Regions from separate parts of the Homo sapiens genome. Here region 1 is linked to region 2. Evidence: read pairs that join two places in POLR2A ChIA-PET (ENCODE). Cell type or tissue: MCF 10A. All regions are shown on one strand. Links, peaks and the distances in the headings refer to the core of each region. The heading gives the core; the rest is flanking DNA. Region 1 overlaps RAB40C (RAB40C, member RAS oncogene family). Region 2 holds the start of PIGQ (phosphatidylinositol glycan anchor biosynthesis class Q).

Region 1 (6,108 bases), core at 546-5,545, 51 kb after region 2:
TGCGAGGGGGATGGACACTGGAGCTTCGTCCCATGGCAAGCTCATTTCCTTCCATTTCTACACTGAAGTGTAGTCGGTGTTGGATCTGATGTCTTCTACCTGCTGGCGGTGGGTGGGAAGGACGCCAGGGCGGGCTGGGTCGCACCCTGTCCTGGGAGTTCCCTCGGAGATGTTGGCAGCTCCCTCATGGGAGCAGAAGGGCCTGCAGGCTCCGTGCCATCCCTGTGAGAACTGGAGCAACATGGCCGTGATTCGTGGAGCAGGCAGGTGGAAGACGGGCAGGCTCAAGGATGCATTCCATGGGCCCTGCCTGCTATTGAAAGAGGAGTTGGGGCTGGTGCGGTGGTTCACGCCTGTAATCCCAGCACTTTGGGAGGCCAAGGCAGACAGATCACGAGGTCAAGAGTTGGAGACCAACCTGACCAACATGGTGAAACCCCATCTCTACGAAAAATACAAAAATTAGCCGAGCATGGTGGCGGGCGCTTATAATCCCAGCTACTTAGGAGGCTGAGGCAGGAGAATCGCTTGAACCCAGGAGGTGGAGGTTGCAGTGAGCCGAGATTGTGCCATTGCACGCCAACCTGGGCGACGAGTGAAACTCCATCTCAAAAAAAAAGGAGGAGCTGTGTGGGTGATTTACATCTACAAAAATGCCTTCTTGTCTTCCTTTTGCTTTTAAGTATTTCGTGATTTTTCTGCAATAAACATATACTATTTTGGTATTAAAAAATATGGGGCGCAGTTATGTTGGATGACAATAAAGGGTTGTTGGGGAGATACTGGAAAAGGCAGCAGGGAGGCTGAACCTGACAGGCTCCACTGCGGGCATCCCAGCCCCCCCCGACGGGCTCCACCGCGGGCATCCCAGCCCCCCCCCGACGGGCTCCACCGCGGGCATCCCAGCCCCCCCCGATGGGCTCCACCGCGGGCATCCCAGCCCCCCGCCGACGGGCTCCACCGCGGGCATCCCAGCCCCCCGCCGACGGGCTCCACCGCGGGCATCCCAGCCCCCCGCCGACGGGCTCCACCGCGGGCATCCCAGCCACCCCCCCCGACGGGCTCCACCGCAGGCATCCCAGCTCCCACACAGGGAGGTCTGTGGGACACGAGGCCAGTACAGTCGTGATTTCTGTTCAGCTGCATGAGAACTAAAAAAGAAAAAAGCAGTTCATAAGCTCTGCATTTGCCAGGCTGAGGTCCTGGAAAGCAAGCTCTGTTATCATCTCCGTGTTCTTTCCAAAGCATCTGGCACAACTGGTTATGTCTTTGTTTTGTCTTGTTAACTCTGGAAATTCTGAGCTGTCATTTTCCACATGCGAGGAGCAGGTTACAGACCCAGGTGCACATGTTGGTCCTGGGTTGAGGGTGCCAGGTGCTTCCTTGCCCCGGGAGAAGCACCTGAGTCTCCAGGCGGGCCTCTGACCGCCGTGACTGAGCATTTGGGCCACCCCGGGAGCCCAGCCCTGTCCTGTGTCTCTCCTGCCTGGTGAGCAGCGGTGAGGTGCGGGTGCATCCAGCCGAGGTGCAGAGCCCAGGTTTGCAGCAGGGTTTCTCCCGCCGCCCCTGATGAGACACAGACTAGCAAGGACTGTCTGTCCCAGCCGGGATTTGTCACTCTGCCTCCCTCCGTTAGAGAGTGGAGAGGCCTGGAAGGTCCCCGCGGCCTGGGTCTTGCAGATGGCACCAGCAAAGGCCACCGGCCACTCCCCGCTGCCGTCACCTGTCACACAGCAGCAGTCCCGCGGCTCTTCCCGCGAGGCCCTTCACGTGCCGCCGAAGGCCGGGCTCCCTAGACTTCATGGTCGTGTTTGCATATTCTGTTGCTGTGATCTGAGACGGCCCCTCTCAGAAGCGGGTGCCACAACCCGCTGGTGGGATGAGTGGGTCACCCAGGTGCAGGTCCCTTGGTGTGTGGAGGGTGGGGTAGGCTCCTTGTAACTGCAGTGTGGCTGACGGGATGTGCCATCCTGTTTAGCTGAGAATTTGGGGTCAGCGGGCTTAGTGCCAGGAAGGCTGTGGCCAAGTGCCATGTCTGCTTCAGGACAAAGGTGTGGATTTGTTTCCCTGAGAGGGGGTTTATGTGGAGCGTGGTACGGGAGGCACACGTGCTGCTGGCTTGTCGGCACACAGGTGGGCGGGTGGATGTGAGTGGGCGCGGCTTGGCAGTAGCTCCCATTTTACATGTCAGTTGCTCCTGGGCAGAGCCTGGGTGCAGGGATGCAGGAGGAGGGCTTCACTCTCGCTGGCTGTACCTTGGGAGCTTCAGCCACATGGGTGGAAGGGGCATGTGTTTGTCAAAATTCATCAAAATGTTCAAACCTCGGATCTTTGTATTTTGTGCTTTGTAAGTTACAGCTCAGTAAAAAATGATAGCAAAAAGGACACCCACTCTTAGGCCCAGCAGTTCTACTTCTGGGAATTTATCGTGTAGGTCGAGTTGATCAAAAAAAGGTGTAAACGTGCTCAGATGCATATTGCCACCGTTACCCAAGAGCTGGCGCAGTACCAGTTCACGAGCAGGCGGGGGTGCTGGGCCTGAGCTCAGGGCGTGCGGGTGGGAGCAGCGCCAAGTGCCTCCACCCCCTTGACCCCGCCCGCGAGGCATGAGCGGCACCGTGGACACGTCTGTAGACGCTGAGGAAACTGACTGTCAGGGCGGCTCCTAGAGGGGCCTAGAGCAGGGCGAGCGCGCGTCCTGACTCATCCCCTAGAGCACTCGCTCGTTCTTTTGTTTTGTTTTTTGAGACACGGTCTGGCTCTGTCGCCAGGCTGGAGTGCCGTGGCGCGATCTCGGCTCACTGCAACCTCCGCCTCCCGGGTTCACGCCATTCTCCTGCCTCAGGCTCCCGAGTAGCTAGAACTAGGTGTGCACCACCGCGTCCAGCTAATTTTTGTATTTTTAGTAGAGACGGGGTTTCACCATGTTGGCCAGGATGGTCTCCATCTCTTGACCTCGTGATCCGCCTGCCTCGGCCTCCCAAAGTGCTGGGATCGCAGGCGTGAGCCACGGCGCCTGGCCGAAGTCGCTAGTTTTTTAAAAATCAGATCAGTTTTAGAAAACAGAAGGCAGTGGAAGAGTCTGTTTGTCCCGTGCTCTGCCCCTTGAGACACGCAGCTGAGGGTGCTTAGGGTGCCGTTCGTTAGGCGGCTGCTGGTCACCGAGAGTCTCCTTTTGGTTTCTCACTCCGTGGTCATTTGGGTCCCTGCGGCCTCACTGTGACCCACGCCGGAGCAAGCCTCCGGGTCCTCCTGTGCCATCGCCCCTGCCCGTAACCCCTACTCCTCAGACATGGCCATCCCAGGAAGTGGGGGCCCGCTCAGGGCAGCAGCCGGGAGGTGTGGCCAGGGCCCCCCGCGTCACAGCACACTTGGAGCCTGAGGCAGCCCATCAGCCGGGAGGCGGGCCTTCTGCTCTCTTTCTAGAGTTTTCAGTGTCATGCGAATAGGGGTGTTTGCCACAGAAAACAGGTCAGCATCAAAAGTTACCCCTCTCCAGCCTTTTAGCATTTGTTTTATGTCCATATAAACTTCTTCAGTGTAATGTGTTGTGTGTTCATACTTTTATTTTTTAAAAATCATGCTGGGCCGGGCGCGGTGGCTCACGCCTGTCATCCCAGCACTTTGGGAGGCCGAGGTGGGCAGATCGGGAGGTCAGGAGATCAAGACCATCCTGGCTAACACGGTGAAACCCTGTCTCTACTAAAAAAAAATACAAAAAAATTAGCCGGGCATGGTGGCGGGCGCCTGTAGTCCCAGCTACTCAGGAGACTGAGGCAGGAGAATGGCGTGAACCCGGAAGCGGAGATCGTGCGGCTGCACTCCAGCCTGGGCGACAGAGTGAGACTCCGTCTCAAAAAAAAAAAAAAAAGAAATCATGCTGGGCTGGGCACAGTGGCTCACACCTCTGATCCCAGCACTTTAGGAAGTTGAGGCAGGAGGATCACTTGAGGCCAGGGGTTCAAGACCAGCCTGGGCAACATAGCAAGATCCCATCTCTAAAAAATGTTTAAAAAAACTTAGCCAGATGTGGTGGTTCACACCTGTATTCCCAGCCACTCAGGAAGCTGAGGCTCAGAATATCAGGCTGCAGTGAGCCATGATCGTGCCACTGCATGAACCCCAGCCTGGCTGACAGAGTGAGACCCTGTTTCAAAAAAAAAGAAAATGCCATCCGCAGTGCTGGGACCTGCGTTCTTACCTCACCTGGGTTGCACATCTCTCCTTGGCCAGCATGCACGCTTTTACATGCACTGCTGCTGTCTTCAGCATCTGCACGGTACATTTCACTGCCGCTTACTCAGCTGTCCCCTGAGGCTGGACATTTAATTTGTGTCTGGCTTGTCGTTGTTATCAGCGCCACTGTGACACACATCCTCAGTTACTTCTGAGTTGTGGGCTTGCCATGCGGGAGGTTGCCATGCGGGAGGTTGCCACTAGGGAGAGTGGGCTGTGTTGTACGCTTTGGTGGCCCACTCCCCAGTCTCTCCACCTCCCCCAGCAGCAAATGAGCCAGCCCCAGTCCCTGTGCCCCAACCTCCAGGGTTAACCCCTGGGTGTGCATTTGTTTATTCTGAATCTTATCATTTATCGCCCACCAGACTGACTTGGCCATCTCTGGCCTCGAAGGGTCTCCCTCAGCGAGAGGTGTCCTTCCTGAGCTGTCGCTCCATCCTGAGCAAGGCCTTCGCCCTGGGAGCTTAGTAATGTCAACCTTGTTCTAAACAGGACCTGGGGCTACACTTCAGTCTTCCAGATATCGAAAGATGGTTCTAAGAGGCTCTAAAAACCCTAATTTTCAGATGGACAGTGCCCTCTTCTTTCAGCCTCAGCCTCTTGTGTGATAGGCTCTTCCATTACGTGAAGGTTTTGTCAGCCTAGGAGTAGGGTGGATCACAGCTCATTGGCTGGATCTGGTTGCAGAATTGTAGGGTGGGAGTGGACGTTGGGGAGAGGCGGGCATAGGGGAATGGGCCTGTGATGTCACCGTTTCGCCCGACAGGGCTCTGAGTGTGAGCAGTGTGCTCCCCTGTGCTGCTGGAGAGCCATGACTGTCACTGCCGAGATATTTAGGGCAGGTGGAAACAGCCCAGAGCTGAGCTCCAAGTAATTGGTCTCTAAGGGATGTGGCAAAAAGTCCCCGTGGCAAAACCTGCTCTGCCTGGCTGGGGGAGCTTCACAGAAACTGTCCTGGAGGGACTGGCATTCTGCTCTGCAAGTTTTAGGTTGGAAAACTCAGAAATGCCCCCACTCAGCTCTGTCCCAGGTACTCCCGGGGGGATTCACTGATGGACTGGCCGAGAGGACACTTAGCTTCCACAGCTGCACGTCCCCCGGCTGCCAGAACCCCGCATCTGCCTGCCCAGGAAACTTCCACAGGCTGATGGCTCCAGGGGAGGGAGGGGAAGCGGCATTTCTGACACCATGGAAGGCGCCCACCCCCCTGCTGCAGTCCTGCCAGGTGAGGGCAGGGGTGAGGGGCAGGGCTGCACCAGCTCTGCCTGGAGGGCATGGCTCATCTGCCCATCCGCCAAGTAATAAGCATCCTTGGCCCTGCCCGGGAACTGAGGCCCCTGCACCTGAGCGTCCCTGGGCCTGGGCTGGCCATGCGTGTCAGTGACCCCTGATGACCCCCAAGTCTCTGTTGCAGGGGATCCTCTTGGTGTATGACATCACCAACCGCTGGTCCTTTGACGGCATCGACCGCTGGATCAAGGAGATCGATGAGGTAGGCCTGGGTCCGGGGAGCCCTCCCGGGGAAGGCAGGCTGGATGGAGGTACCTGGGCCCCGGGTAGGCTCTGGATTCCCGCCTGCCGCCCCTCCTGTGGCCCCGGCTCTGCACCCTGCACTGTCCCACGGCCTACGCCTGGGCATGCTGGTCACTGTGCACACGACAGTCGGGCGTGGAGCCCAGCAAGACCAGGAGCTACGGGGCCACCCGGAAGGGCTGCACTGTAGGGCCTGAGCCCTGGGGTCTGCCCACCTTGACCTCCGCCCACCTTGACCTCCCACGGCCCTCACCCCATCATAGTCCAGACAATGAGGGCGGGCCCTGCTGCGGCTGAGGGGTGGGTGGCACCCTGCGTTTGTGCGTCTGCTGAGTTCTG
Region 2 (5,845 bases), core at 276-5,275:
TCTGCTGTCCCCATTCAGTGCCCTGGCCCCTGCATTCATGCCCCCCACACCCCCTCAGGCCCTGTGCCTGGACTTTGGGGCTGGCAGCTGAAGCCTTGAGATCCTGGGCCAGCTGCCGGCACACAGCTAGGCAGACTCTCCCACCAGGTGCCCCTGCCCAGGCCTCCTAATCGGGGGCAGACAGGCAGGGAGGGTGTGGCTGGGCTGGGCTGGGCGGGGCGGCCTGGGGCAGGGGTGTGGCCCCTAAATGTCCCCAACCTCAGAGGGACCTAGAGTCCTGAGCCTCCAGTAGCTTCTCTGGGCCTGGCAGAGGTAAGGGGGAGGCAACCCTGGAGTGTCTGGAGGCCCATGGCTGGCTGAACCCTGGATGCCTTTTCTTCCGCGTCCCCATGAATGAAAGCTGTCTGGGCCTTCATTCTGCAGACAGGGACAAACAGCTCCATGCTGTTTGTCCTCCCAGTGCAGCCGTGCTGGGAGGGTCTGGGGGAGCTTCCTACAAGGAGAGACTCCTGCTGCTTTGGAAAACTGAGAAAAAATAGGGGTCTAACCCTCTCCTCCCATTTTACAAGTGGGGAAATGAGGCGTGAAAGGAGAGGCGTCTGGGTTACTCCGTGGGTCTGGGGTCCAGGGAAGGGCCTGTATGGGGGAGGGAGCTGGGAGGGGACGGTGTCTGGCTCTACCCCTGTGGGGTGGGGAGGTGGGGCTCCCCTGTATCACAGGACATCCCCCCTGAGAGGTCCCTCATATGTCTGGGTCCTGTGGGTGGGGGACTAACTGCGCAATGTAGTTAGGTGCTCAATAAACGGAGTTGCCGCTGAGGTCTGGGCTGGGGTCTTGTTCCTGGGATCGGGAGGGGCTGGACGCCTGTGTGTTCTCTCCTGACGATCGCTGGCGGCAGCCTCTGGGCTGGTCCTACCAGGGCTCAAAATTCCCGGCACCACTGGCCTTGGGGATCTGGGGGCGGCCCCTCTGCAGACAACAGAGTGACGGGGGCGGGACCGGGCTGGGGCTGGGGCCTTCCTGGAATCCCGCAGGGCCTGGGGACCTGTTCACTTGGGGAGGCTGGGAGCCAGGCGGGGTCCGGGTTCCACGAAGGCCAGGTCCAGTCAGTTTCTCAGGTGAGGAAACCGAGCTGACGCGGGGCTGGCGGCCCGGAGGCAGGCTCGGGAGGTCCGGGCCTGGGGACTGGGCGGGCACGCTGCGCCGCGGAACGCTCGGGTCGGGCGGGCGGGCGGGCAGCCCGGGCGCCTTTGGGGGCCGGACCGTCGCGCGGCAACGCGCGGAGCCGGCGGAAGTGGGGCTCGGGTCCCGCGGCGGGGCTGGAGGCAGCGAGCGCCGTCGTCTGCCCGGGCCCGCCCATCGGGGTCCCCAACCCCATCCGGACCCCGCCGCCCGAGCGCGCGGCCCCGGAAGCACCCGGTGAGCAGGGGGGGTGGGCGGCGCGCGGCGGGACCTCGGGCAGCGCCCCTGCGGCTCCGGGCCTGGGCTGGGGGCTCCGCACTCCCGCCCGCGGCGCCGCTGCTTTCTCCTCCCAGAAGTGGGGCCGCCCCCGGGCCCGCGCCGACCTGGGCCCCTGTGGACCCTGTGCAAGGGCGGTCGGCGGCCCGGGCCTGGCTGTGGGCCCTTCGCAGTTGTCCCGGTTTGCAGGAAAGGGCAAAAAACGGAATCGTAGGCTCTTCCCAAATGAGAGGGGAAGGCCCTGCTTGAGGAAGGCAAGCAAGTTTGTTTGTTTGTTTGTTTTGAGACGGGGTCTCACCATGTTGCCCAGGCTGAACTCGTGTTTGTTTTTCATTATTTATTTATTTTGAGAGGGAGTCTCGCTCTGTCGCCCAGGCTGGAGTGCAATGGCGCGATCTCGGGTCACTGCAACCGCTGCCTCCCGGGTTCCAGCGATTCTCCTGCCTCAGCCTCCCCAGTAGCTGGGATTACAGGTGCCCACCACCACGCCCGGCTAATTTCTGTATTTTTAGTAGAGACTTGGTTTCACCCCCATCGAGGCTGGTCTTAAGCTCCTGACCTCAAGTGATCCGCCCGCCTCGGCCTCCCAAAGTGCTGGGATTACAGGCGTGAGCCACCGCGCCAGGTTGGTGTTTATTTTTCAAACAAGGCGCTGGGAAACGCAAATTCTCCAGAGCTCTTGTGGAGCGGTGGCAGGGAGGGGCGGCTCAGCCAGAGATGGCCCTGGCCCGTCCTAACTGGGCTGGGGTGCCCCCATTCCCTCATTCACGGGGAGGAGAGGGAAGTCTTAGTCTTACTACTTTATATGGTCGACCTCCCTACCTGCCTGGTCTGGGAATGGCTTCTCAAGAGCACTCGGGCTCATTCTTAGCAGAGGAAGCTCTTCTGGCTAGCCTGGCGCCCGTGTGTGTGTGTGTGTGTGTGTGTGTGTGTGTGTGTGTGTGTGTGTGTGTGTGTGTGTGTGTGTGTGTGTCTGGCTAGCCTGGTGCCCGTGTGTGTGTGTGTGTGTCTGGCTAGCCTGGCACCCGTGGCTAGCCTGGCGCCCGTGTGTGTGTGTGTGTGTGTCTGGCTAGCCTGTGTGTGTCTGGTTAGCCTGTGTGTGTGTGTGTGTGTCTGGCTAGCCTGTGTGTGTGTGTGTGGCTAGCCTGGCGCCCGTGTGTGTGTGTGTGTCTGGCTAGCCTGGCAACCATGGCTAGCCTGGTGCCCGTGTGTGTGTGTGTGTCTGGCTAGCCTGGGACCCGTGGCTAGCCTGGTGCCCGTGTGTGTGTGTCTGGCTAGCCTGTGTGTGTCTGGTTAGCCTGTGTGTGTGTGTGTGTGTTTGTGTCTGGCTAGCCTGTGTGTGTCTGGTTAGCCTGTGTGTGTGTGTGTGTGTGTGTGTGTGTGTGTCTGGCTAGCCTGGCGCCTGTGTGTGTGTGTGTCTGGCTAGCCTGGTGCCCGTGTGTGTGTGTGTGTGTGTGTGTGGCTAGCCTGGCGCCCGTGTGTGTGTGTGTGTGTGTGTGTTTCCTCAGTCTTTAAAGATGCTCACGTTGCTTTCTCCCGTCCCATACCTCCTCTGCTATCGATCGCTTCTCTTTCATCTTCCTCTGGCTGTGTGATCCCAGCAGCTGCTAGTGCAGGCTTCTTTGTGCCGCCGACCGTCCCAGAGGCTGAGGTGGGAGTGTGATGGGCGTTTGCCCCACAGTACGTTGAGTTTTCTCTCACTACTCGACAGAGAAGAGTAGCTTCTGCCCTCCCATCTCCTTCGGTAGACACAAGGCACTTTTTTTTTTTAAGGTAAACTTTGTAGATGAAGCACAAAGAATACACACAAAGAAAGCGCACAGATCGTGAGCACGTAGCTCGGTGAATTTACCCAAAGTGAGCCCACCGCAGAACCAGCTCCCCCTAGAACATCTGTTTACTGTTAGACCCATTGTGTTTCTTTTCCGACGATATCTGTGGGCAGTTTTCCTTAGTCCCTGTGAAAGCTCTTCCCCAGCAGGGCGTGATGGGTCCCTGGGCTGAGCTGGTGTGAAAGGTGGGCTGTACTGGGTGGTCCCCTATGGTGGTCACACAGCCAGACACGCTGGGCCCCTTGCAGGCAGAATCACTTTGTCCCTCTCACGATGTCCTTGGTGCCTCACGTCAGCTGGCCTCCAGGCATCCACCCGCCGCCTGCCCTCTCTGACCACTGAGGAAATGGGCATTTGAGGAGTTCTGCAGCCTGACCCAGAAGGTCCCTTTTCAGCTAGAACCCACCGCCTTGAGTGACTGGATCCTCCAGCCCCAGTGCGGGCTGCCTGCAGGGGAGGAGAGCAGCTGCACCAGGGGCCTCTTAAGCCCCAGGCATTTCCGTGTGAGGCCTCTTCCAGAGCCCCTCCAAGCTTCGGGAGAGGACTTACAGGTCACACCACCCCGACGTGTGCATCCTGCTCTGTTCCCTCGTCCCTAAGGATGTGGTGGGCTCTGAGACCTCCAGGCATCCTGGTCTGTTCCCTCATCCCTAAGGGCGTGGTGGGCTCTGAGACCTCCAGGCATCCCACTCTGTTCCCTCGTCCCTAAGGGCGTGGTGGGCACTGGGACCTCCAGGCGTCCCGCTCTGTTCCCTCGTCCCTAAGGATGTGGTGGGCACTGGGACCTCCAGGCGTCCCGCTCTGTTCCCTCGTCCCTAAGGATGTGGTGGGCACTGCGACCTCCAGGCGTCCCGCTCTGTTCCCTCGTCCCTAAGGGCGTGGTGGGCGCTGGGACCTCCAGACCCAGGCTCAGGCCAAGCTATGTCCCTCCCTCGAGTGTGGCTCCAGCGTGGGGGGTCTCTGCTCAGGGTGGCCGCTCCACTCTTCGTGCAGGCGAGATGGGGCTTTCTGTGTCTGAGGAAGGCGAGCGGCCCAGCCAGCCGGCCAGTAGTGCCCCCACCGCTAGGGAGTCCTCCTGCCCTGTGGGGCCCCGCCAGGGAAGGCATCAGTGGAGAAGGAGCCCCAGCTGGCTGCATGGCTCCGCAGGGGCCTGTGAGAAAGGGGGAGGAGAGGCCCAGGGCCTGGGAACCGCGGTAGCTCAGGTGGCTTCCTACTCAACAGCCACCTTGGAAGGCTGGTGTCCCTCAGCCTGAGAGTGCAGGATGCAGTTTCTCCACACCTCCGGGACCTGTAAGCCTCTCTCTCCCCGTTTCTAGGCACCCATGTCGTTGGAGAAATATATCCTGGAGAGAAAATGCTCCCTGAGGGAGCCCTGCCCTGGGGTGGCTGTGGGGATGTCAGGGAGGGCCAGGCACTGCCGGGTGCCACCGTGGGCGGGGGTCAGAGTGGAGGCCGAAGCCCTGTGTGCCCTGAGCAACGAGGCAGGTCCTTCCTGCCCCCAGGGAGGGGCTTGTGGGAGGCAGGGACCTTCTGGGGGGCTGCCCGCCGTGCGCACGAGGTAGTTTCCACAGCCCAGCAGCACATCATTTTACATTTTCATCTTTATTCTTGCTTAATACGTGAATCATGGTTTGTCAAGGTTTCAATTGGCGTGACCTTGCTAATGAGATTGTACAGTTCTCCTCGTGCTACACCTTTAAGCACACCTCTCTAATCAGGTTTCTTAAAACTAAGAAGCCTGGAGTTCGGTTCGGCCCCACAGCCGCGTCAGGTGGTGCCGAGGAGGCCGTGCCCTGGGCCGGCCTGGAAATGGGAGGGCAGGCCTGGTGGCTGCATGTGCGTCCTGCCTCGTGCGGGTGGGGCTGAGCTGGGCCTGGGGTGGACTTGGGGCCAGCACTCTGGCTGCCCCTTGGAGAAGCATGGCCCACGCGAGGCGGCAGCCAAGGAGCCCTACGGCGTCCACCACCGAACTTGAAGCTGAGGTGCCCCGACCTGGGGCCCTGTGGCTGCACCTGTCAGGCCGTCTGTGCAACATCCCGCAGCCCACGGTGGGGGGGCAGCAGCAGCTCTGAGCCGAGCCTCTCCTCTTCTCTTCCAGCCTCCCGGCATGGTGCTCAAGGCCTTCTTCCCCACGTGCTGCGTCTCGACGGACAGCGGGCTGCTGGTGGGACGGTGGGTGCCGGAGCAGAGCAGCGCCGTGGTCCTGGCGGTCCTGCACTTTCCCTTCATCCCCATCCAGGTCAAGCAGCTCCTGGCCCAGGTGCGGCAGGCCAGCCAGGTGGGCGTGGCCGTGCTGGGCACCTGGTGCCACTGCCGGCAGGAGCCCGAGGAGAGCCTGGGCCGCTTCCTGGAGAGCCTGGGTGCTGTCTTCCCCCATGAGCCCTGGCTGCGGCTGTGCCGGGAGAGAGGCGGCACGTTCTGGAGCTGCGAGGCCACCCACCGGCAAGCGCCCACTGCCCCCGGTGCCCCTGGTGAGGACCAGGTCATGCTCATCTTCTATGACCAGCGCCAGGTGTTGCTGTCACAGCTACACCTGCCCACCGTCCTGCCCGACC

The links. Peaks named below come from ENCODE experiments on the same cell type or tissue, not always from the same donor. Only the 100,000 strongest peaks of a DNase experiment are listed, where the experiment ranks them.
Region 1: POLR2A ChIA-PET joins it to region 2 with 7 read pairs; 18 of 35 experiments call an interaction of 5 or more read pairs at or near these places.

The regions. Positions count from the first base shown.
Region 1 is chr16:619,782-625,889 of GRCh38, forward strand. It overlaps RAB40C (RAB40C, member RAS oncogene family), which reads left to right. Exons shown (of 6, transcript NM_021168.5): 4 at 5,651-5,728. Among named protein-coding and RNA genes, the nearest start is that of WFIKKN1, 8.1 kb to the right of the region's middle. RefSeq lists an enhancer at 1,920-2,673. In MCF 10A, for the core only: no CTCF peak of the experiment used is centred there; a DNase peak (open chromatin) is centred at 2,590.
Region 2 is chr16:568,678-574,522 of GRCh38, forward strand. NHLRC4 (NHL repeat containing 4) reads left to right here. Exons shown (of 2, transcript NM_001301159.2): 2 at 1-818. PIGQ (phosphatidylinositol glycan anchor biosynthesis class Q) reads left to right here and starts at 1,291. Exons shown (of 11, transcript NM_004204.5): 1 at 1,291-1,419; 2 at 5,389-5,845. The coding sequence starts at 5,398. RefSeq lists silencers at 1,158-1,317, 1,388-1,607 and an enhancer at 2,238-3,132. In MCF 10A, for the core only: no CTCF peak of the experiment used is centred there; no DNase peak of the experiment used is centred there.